2 separate regions of the Homo sapiens genome follow, and region 1 is linked to region 2. Evidence: read pairs that join two places in POLR2A ChIA-PET (ENCODE). Cell type or tissue: endothelial cell of umbilical vein. All regions are shown on one strand. Each heading gives the region's core, and the rest is flanking DNA. Links, peaks and the distances in the headings are about the cores only. Region 1 holds the start of RXYLT1-AS1 (RXYLT1 antisense RNA 1). Region 2 has its middle 23 kb from the start of KICS2.

What was found. ChIA-PET counts read pairs that join two places held together with the same protein. Peaks named below come from ENCODE experiments on the same cell type or tissue, not always from the same donor. Only the 100,000 strongest peaks of a DNase experiment are listed, where the experiment ranks them.
Region 1: POLR2A ChIA-PET joins it to region 2 with 5 read pairs; 5 of 35 experiments call an interaction of 5 or more read pairs at or near these places.

The regions. Positions count from the first base shown.
Region 1 is chr12:63,818,467-63,822,867 of GRCh38, reverse strand. RXYLT1-AS1 (RXYLT1 antisense RNA 1) reads left to right here and starts at 712. Exons shown (of 4, transcript NR_126167.1): 1 at 712-939. It also overlaps the pseudogene PABPC1P4. In endothelial cell of umbilical vein, for the core only: no CTCF peak of the experiment used is centred there; no DNase peak of the experiment used is centred there; H3K4me3 peaks cover 587 bases.
Region 2 is chr12:64,243,077-64,247,477 of GRCh38, reverse strand. No RefSeq gene overlaps it. Among named protein-coding and RNA genes, the nearest start is that of KICS2, 23 kb to the right of the region's middle. In endothelial cell of umbilical vein, for the core only: no CTCF peak of the experiment used is centred there; no DNase peak of the experiment used is centred there.

The DNA of each region.
Region 1 (4,401 bases), core at 276-4,275, 420 kb after region 2:
TCTTGCCTCACCTGTTCAAATTTGCGCTTAAGTTCTGTCTGCCGTTCCACTTTTTTCTGAGCTCTACCTACATAAATTTGTTTTCCATTGAGCTCCTTTCATTTCATCCACAGCTTTCTGTGCATCTTCAAGCCTTTCAAAGCTTACAAATCCAAATCCTTTAGATTTTCCACTTTCACCAGTCATTACTTTCACATTTAAGGCAGGCCCAAACTTGCCAAAGAGATTCTTAAGGCGCTCATCATCCATGTCTTCTCCGAAATTCTTGATGTAAACATTGGTGAACTCTTTCACGTAGCTCCAAGTTCAGCTTCTCGTTCTTTATGAGACATAAATCGTCCAACAAATACTTTGCGATCATTTAGGAGCATTCCATTCATTTTTTCCATAGCTCTTTCAGCTGCTTCCTGTGTCTCAAAGTGTACAGATCCATAGCCCTTGGAATCATTTTCATCACAGCCCACCTTACATGAAAGGATGTTACCAAAAGCAGAAAAATGTATCATACAGTGCTTTATTATCAATGGATTTGTCCAGATTTTTAATGAATATGTAGCCCACTCCACTTTTGCGAAGTGATGGATCACGCTGAGACTACACGATGCGTACTGGCTTGCCCTTTATAACATCAAAATTCATAGTGTTCACAGCATGCTCCGCGTCCGCGGGCTACTGGAAGTTCACATACGCGTAGCCCAAGGAGCCGTGGGTGATCATGTCCCTGCAGACCCGGATGGAGAGGATGAGCCCGGCCGCGCTGAACTTCTTGTAGAGCATCGCCTCGGTCACGTCGGGATGGAGGTCCCCCACGTACAGCGAGGACGTAGCTGGGGGCACTGGGGTTCATCTCGGCACTGCTGCTCGCAGGGCCACAGGCCGCGACCTTTCCGTGAGAGGAGGAGAGCGAATGCTGGGGCTAGGGGCCGGAGCTGGGGGAAGGTGAGCGGGGGCAAGCGCAAGCGCAAGCGCAGAGGGACAAAAATCACCCGGAATCGAAAACTACTTCACCGCCCCAGAATGGTGTTGATCCGCTGCCGCTGGCTGCGGGCGAAGGTGGAGGTGTCAGTCCGGACAGCGGGAAGGCCTCGGTCTCTTGGTTCCTTTTTGGAGCTGCTGCGGGCGGGCGAGTCGGCCTCGGCTGCTTCACGGGGTTACTTTATAAAAGAAGAAGAAGAAAAAAATAAAAGTCTATGGCAGGGGAGAGGCGGATTTTTTGTAAATTGTGGGAAAGTTTTTAAAATATTTTTTTAGATTTTTTTTTAATAATAAATGTATGTTCCGAGCCTGGAGCACACACTCCGCACTCTGAGCACTAACTGCCGGGAGAAGGGGCTAATTTTTGTATTTTCAGTAGAAACGGGGTTTCACCATGTTGGCCAGGCTGGTATGGAACTCCTGACCTCAGGTAATCTGTCCGCCTAGCCCTCCCAAAGTGCTGGGATTACAGGCGTGAGCCACCACGCCCGGCCAGTTTTTCTTTTTTTCTGATGTAGGCACTTGTAGCTATAAAATTCCCTCTTAGTACTGCTTTTGCTGTATCCCATAGGTTTTGGTATGTTGTGTTTCCATTATCATTTGATTCAATAAATATTTCAATTTCCTTTTTAATTACTTCATTGATCCACTGGTCGTTCAGGAGTATATTGTTTAATTTCCATATGTTTGCATAGTTTCCAAAATTCCTCTTGTTATTAATTTCTAGTTTTGTTTCATTGTGGTCAGAGAAAATGCTTGATATTATTTCAGGGTTTTTTTTAGACTGAGTCTCCCTCTGTCACCCGGGCTGGAGTGCAGTGGCGTGATCTCAACTCATTGCAACCTCTGCCTCCTGGGTTCGAGTGACTCCCTTGCCTCAGCCTCCCGAGTAGCGGGGACTACAGGTGTGTTCCACCATGCCTGGCTAGTTTTTGCATTTTTAGTAGAGATGGGGTTTCACTATGTTGGCCAGGCTGGTCTCAAACTCCTGACCTTGTGATCTGCCTGCCTCGGCCTCCCAAAGTGTTGGGTTACAGGCATGAGCCACTGCACCCGGCCCAGTTTTTTTTTTTTTTTTTTTAATGTTTTAAGACTTATTTTGTGACCTAATAGATGGTCTATTCTTGAGAATAATCTATGTGCTGAGGAAAATAATGTGTGTTCTGCAGCCATTGGATGAAATGTTCCATAAATATCTATTAGATCCGTTTGTTTTATAATGCAGATTAGGTCCAATTCATTAATTTTCTATCTGGAAGATCTGTCCAGTGCTGAAAGTGGGGTGTTGAAGTCTTCAGGTAGTATCATATTGGGAACTATCTCTCTCTTTAGCTCTAATAATATTTACTTTATATATCTGAGTGCTCCAGTGTTGGGCACATATACATTTAAAATTGTTATATCCTCTTGCTGAACTGACCCCTTTATCCTTACATAGTGACCTTCTTTGTCTCTTCTTTAGATTTGTCTTGAAATCGATTTTGTCTAAGTATAGCTACTCCTGCTCTTTTTTGGTTTTTATTGGCAGGGAGTATCTTTCTATCCCTTTATTTTCAGTCTATGTGTGTCTTTGTAGGTGAAGTGTCTTTCTTGTAAGCAACAGATCAGTGGGTCTTATTTTTTTATCCATTTAGCTACTCTATGTCTTTTGATTGGAGAGGTTAGTCCATTGAAGAATTTACATTCAATGTTATTATTGATAAGTAAGAACTTACTTTTGCAATTTTGTTAATTGTTTTCTGGCTGTTTTGTGGTCTTCTTTCTTTCTTTTCTTCCTGTTTTCCCTTAGTAAATATTATTTTCTCTGGTGATATGATTTAGTTCCTTGCTTTTTGTTTTTTGTGTATTCATGGCATGTTTTTTTCATTTGAGATTACCATGCGGCTTGCAAACGCTATCTTATAACCCATTATTTTAAGCTGATAAAAACTTATCACTGTTTGTATAAACAAACAAGCAAAAAGAAACCTAATAAAAAGTTTACACTCTAACTTCATCCCCCCTTTTTAATTTTTTGTTGTTTCTATTTATATCTTATTGTACTGTTCATGTCTTAAAAAGTTGTCATAGTTATTATTTTTGATTGATTCATCATTTAATCTTTCTGCTTATGACAAGAGTAGTTTACATACCACAGTTACAGTGTTATCATAGTCTGTGTTTCTCCATGTACTTATTTATTACCAGTGAGTTTTGTACCTTTTCTTTCAAATTGAAGAACTCTCTTTAGCATTTCTTGTAGGACAGGTCTGGTATTGATGAAATCCCTCAGTTTTTGTTTGTCTGGGAAAGTCTTTATTTATCCTCCATATTTGAAGGATGTTTGGACTGGATATACTATTCTAGGGTAAAAGTATTTTTTTTATTCAGCATTTTAAATATGTCATGCCACTCTCCCTTGGCCTGTAAGATTTTCACTGAAAAGTCTGCTGCCAGATATATTAGAGCTCCATTGTATGTTATTTGTTTCTTTTCTCTTGCTGCTTTTAGGATCCTTTCTTTATCCTTGACCTGTGGGAGTTTGATTATTAAATGCCTTAAGGTAGTTATCTTTGGGTTAAATCACCTTAGTGTTCTGTAATCTTCTTGTACTTGGATATTTATATCTTTCTCTATGTTTGGGAAGTTCTCTGTTATTATCGCTTTGAATAAACTTTCTACCCCTGTCTCTCTACCTCCTTTTTAAGGCCAATAACTCTTAGATTTTCCCTTTTGAGGCTATTTTCTAGATCCTTTAGGGATGCTTCATTGTTTTTTATTATTTTTTTCTTTTGTCTCTTCTGACTGTGTATTTTCAAATAGCTGTTCTCATGCTCACTAATTCTTTCTTCTGCGTGATTCATTCTGCTATTAAAGGCCTCTAATGTATTCTTCAGTATGCCAATTGCATTTTTCAGCTGGAGAATTTCTGCTTGATTCTTCTTATTTCAATCTCTTTGTTAAATTTTTTCTTATAGAATTGAATTCTGAATTCCTTCTCTGTGTTATCTTGAATTTCTTTGAGTGTCTTCAACACAGCTATTTTGAATTTTTCATCTGAACATTCACGTATCTCTGTTTTTCCAGAATTGGTTCCCACTGCTTTATTTAGTTTATTTGGTGAAGTCACATTTTCCTAGAGTGTGTTGATACTTAAGGATGTTTGCTTGTGTGTGGGCATTGAAGAGTTAAGTGTTTATTGTCTCACCTGAAGCCAGCAAATCCCAGAGGTTCACTGTCTGGGCCAGACTACTGCAAATGTTCCCTTAAGGCTCAAGGGCTCTTAAGTCAGCTTTTTTTTTTGGATGGTCCCTGGCCTGGGACTCACCCTTCATGGGGGTGTTCTCCTCTTGGCCCAGGGCAGGTCCAGAAATGCCCACCAAGGGTCAAGTCCTAGAATTGGGGACCTCATGAGCCAACTGGGTGCTCTACCCAGCTGTGGCTGTG
Region 2 (4,401 bases), core at 283-4,282:
AACACTTTTACACTGTTGATGGGAATGTAAACGAGTACAACTACTGTGAAAAACAGTGGAGATTCCCTAAAGAACTAAAAGTAGAACTACCATTTGATCCAGCAGTCCCACTACTGGGTATCTAGCCAGAGGAAAAGAAGTCATTATATGAAAGACACTTGCACACACATGTTTATAGCAGCACAATTCATAACTGCAAAAATATGGGACCAGACCAAATGTCCATCAATCAATGAGTGGATAAAATGTGATATATATATATATATAAAATGGAATACTACTCAGCCATAAAAATAAATGAAAGAATGGCATTTGCAACCTGGATGGAGTTGGAGGCCATTATTCTAAGTGAAGTAACTCAGGAATGGAAAACCAAATATCATATGTTCTTGCTTATAAGTGGGAGCTAAACTATGGGGATGCAAAGGCATAAGAATGATACAATGGGCTGGGTGCAGTGGTTCAAGACTGTAATCCCTGTACTTTGTGAGGCTGAGGCAGGTGAATCACCTGAGGTCAGGAGTTCAAGACCAGCCTGGCCAACATGGCAAAACCCCGTCTCTACTAAAAATACAAAAATTAGCCGGGCATAGTGGCGGGTGCCTATAATCCCAGCTACTCAGGAGGCTGAGGCAGAAGAATCGCTTGAACCCGGGAGGCAGAGGTTGCAGTGAGCCGAGATCGCACCACTGCACTCCAGACTGGGCAACAAGAGTGAAATTCTGTCTCAATAATAATAATAATAATAATAATACAATGAACTATGGAGACTCTGGGAGAAGCATGGGAGGTGGGGTGAGGAATGAAAGACTGCATATTGGGTACGATGTACACTGCTTGAGTGATGAGTGCACTAAAATCTCTGAAATCACCACTGAAGAACTTATCCCTGTATAACCAAATACGACCTGTTCCCCAAAAACCTACTGAAATAAAAAAACCACAATACAAAACAAAACAAAAAAGAATGAAGCATTCATGTGCTAGAACATGGATGAGTCTTGAAAACATTATGCTAAGTGAAAGAAGCCAGTCACAAAAAACCACATAGTGTATGACTCCATTTATAAGAAATGCCAGAATAGGCAAATCTATAAGGACAGAAAGTAGATTAGCAGTTACCTAGGGCTGGATGGTTGTGGGTTTTTTTGGGGAGGGAGTTGATTAAAACGTTATAAAATTGTAGTGATGGTTGCACAACTCAGTGAATATACTAAAAACCACTGAACTGCACACTTTAAAAGGGTGAATTGTATAGTATGTGAATTATATCTCAAATCAAGCTGCTGAAAAATAAACAACAGCGGGCTGTGAGCCAAAATTGTCCTGCAGGTGGTAGGTAGGTTGGCAACTTCTGTTGTGGATATATTCACGCAGGATGACAGATGAACTGATTCCTTTCAGAGGCCTGTTAGTGGATTCAGCTATTTGAGCTTGGAAGACTCACTTAAGGAGAGCTGGAAGTTGACTGTAATCAGAAAGTCCTTTGTTCTCAGGTCTTGCTGGTGAAAGGATCTATCTTATAGATGTTTGACATAAGCAATAATGAACTCCTCACCACCTGCTGGTTTGTAATTACAGCCACAAATTCAGCCCAGGAACTCAGGTACATTCAGACTCATTGTGGTTTCTAGTACTGGGTTCTTGCATAGCTACTTGGTTGCAAGGACCTTCACTTGGTCTCAGCCACACTTCCCAGACAAGCAATCATTTTATCCATCTCTCTTCTTCTAGACCATTTGGTTAGTGTCTTAGTCCACTCAAGCTGCTATCACAAAATGCCACAGACTGGGTGGCTTATCCAAAACAAATATTTCTCACAGTTTTGAGGAGCTGCAAGGGAAGTTCAAGATCGAGGCACTGGCAGATTTGGTGTCTGGTGAGGGCCTGCTTCCTGGTTCATAGATGGCTGTCCTCTCACTGTGTCTTCATATAGTGGAAGTGGCCAGGGAGCTCTCTGGAGTCTCATATAAGGGCACTAATCCCACTTTTGAGGGCTGTGCCCACATGAATCACCTCTTGAAGGCCACACCTCCAAATACAAGCACATTGGGGGTCAGGTTTCAACATATGATTTTTGGGGAGACGTAAACATTCAGTCTATAGTGGCTAGTCAGCTTCAATTCCTAACCGTCTCAGATTTGAAAAACAAAGCTTCATCTCACTGTCCTTTTGGAGAGCTAATATGAGGGGCTAAGGGTAGAGTTTAATTTAAATTTCCTTCTTACAATCAGAGTCCTCGCCAAGGCAACTGCTTAGTTTTCGTACTGCACTTGGGATCTTACACATTCATTCCACAAATACATATTTTATGGCTACTATGCATTGGGCACTATTCCAGGTGCTAGAGATATAGTAGTAAACAAGAAATAAAAATCCCTGCCTTTGTGGAGTTTATATTTTATTTTGTTTTTGAGATAGAGTCTTGCTCTGTTGCCCAGGCTGGAGTGTAGTGCAGTAGTGCAATCTCAGCTTACTGCAACCTCTGACTCCTGGGTTCAATCGATTCTCCTGCCTCAGCCTCCCAAATAACTGGAATTACAGGCATGCACCACCACACCTGGCTAATTTTTGTATTTTTAGTAGGGACGAGGTTTTCCCATGTTGGCCAGGCTGGTCTCGACCTCCTGATCTCAGGTGATCTGCCCTCCTCAGCCTCCCAAAGTGCTGGGATTACAGGTGTGAGCCACTGAGCCCAGCTGGAGTTTATATTTTAATAAGATGGAGTTAACCCTTCTTTCATCTGCTTCTTTCCATAATGAAATGCTATACTTTATTATCATGAGTTAGTCTTGAATCAGAGTCCTGTGCTCCATGAAAGGTCATTTCACCATTTCCTCTAGGCAGAATAGAGTCAGACTCATCCTGGACTGAACTGTTAAGTCCTGTGAGTTCTTTCTACAGCATAGTAACTAACCGGCACATTGTGCACATGTACCCTAAAACTTAAAGTATAAAAAAAAAAGATGACACACACACAAAAAAATAAATAAATTCTTGAAGAGCTATATTGAAAAAAAGAATCCCATCCACTTCTCTTCTCTTTTTCCTTCCTTCTTTTTTTTTTTTTTTTTTTTTTTTTTTTTTAAGAAATGAGGCTCTCACCATGTTGCCCAGGCTGGACTTGAACTTCTGGGCTCATGATCCTCCTGCCTCAGCCTCCTGAGTAGCTGGGATTACAGCTGTGTTCCACAACACCTGGCTCAGCAATAGCTTTTGTACACATCTCCCTGAATTTTCAATTTCCCCATTGTTATTAAAATAATCAAATCTGATCATATCCTTTCCTTATTTACACCTTTCAATAGCTTTTCTATTTTTCTTAGGATTAAGTCCAAAATATTTACCTGGCCTGTGGTGGCACTGCATTTACTAGTCCCTATCTACCTCACCTGAAATCACTCTGCCCTTGGCTTGCAATGTTCCCACCACATTGGTCTTCTCTCTTTATCTTGAAATGCCAAGCCCCTTCACACCTCCATTACACACGCTGTGACCTCATGCTGTGATCTCGCGCCTGAAACACATAAACCTTCACCAGGTTTATGTGCACTTACATCCACAAAACTCAGCTTTCTCCTTGAGGCTATTTCTGATCTTACCATATATACACTTTTAGTTATTACAATAGTTATTTATGTTCTTATTTAATTAACGTTACCTCCATTAGACTATGAGCTCCATGAAGCAGGGTCATGTATGATATGTTTACCACTATATCTCCTTACCTAGCCCAGGATCTGGCTCATAGTAGATGCTCAAAAGGTGTTTTCAGTCACAAACAGATATTTTGAAAAAGAAGATCAATTAGAACAAGACAATCATGAAATTACCTTAAAAAGTGAAAAAGTATTTTATGGCTAAATATTATGATACAAATTGAAATAATGGAAAAAGAGGGATATGATTAGAAAAGCAGGAAAGCAGACGGAGAGTGAGTGACAAAGAGACAAGGAGGAAATTGGCAGAATAATAGCTATATTGCAAGAGGAGGAGGGTGGGGAAAAAGAGAGAATTTTATTTAAAATAAAAACTAGTGATGGCTTGCCTGGAGGAGCATTTGTACTTTTAGGAGACTTGGACGATTAAAACCCAGAACTGCTACCCAGACACTGGTCAAAAACTACCCCAAATTTTGTAATGACCAATTTTGTCCACCTCTTTATGTCTTTTGTCTGAAAACTTCACATTCTCCCAAATGAGATATTACAAACCTTCCTCAGGAGGGCTAGAAGTTTTAGGAAATACAGCACATAGCAGTTTTTCTGCTTTCAAGAGGGAAGTTTCTCAGTCATTCACTTCCAGGCTCAATTCTAGGATAATTTGTGTTTCATATCCCCTCACTTTATGCCACCCAGGTGGCGATAGCTAATTTTTAAAAAGTTGGAAGACAATCTTTGG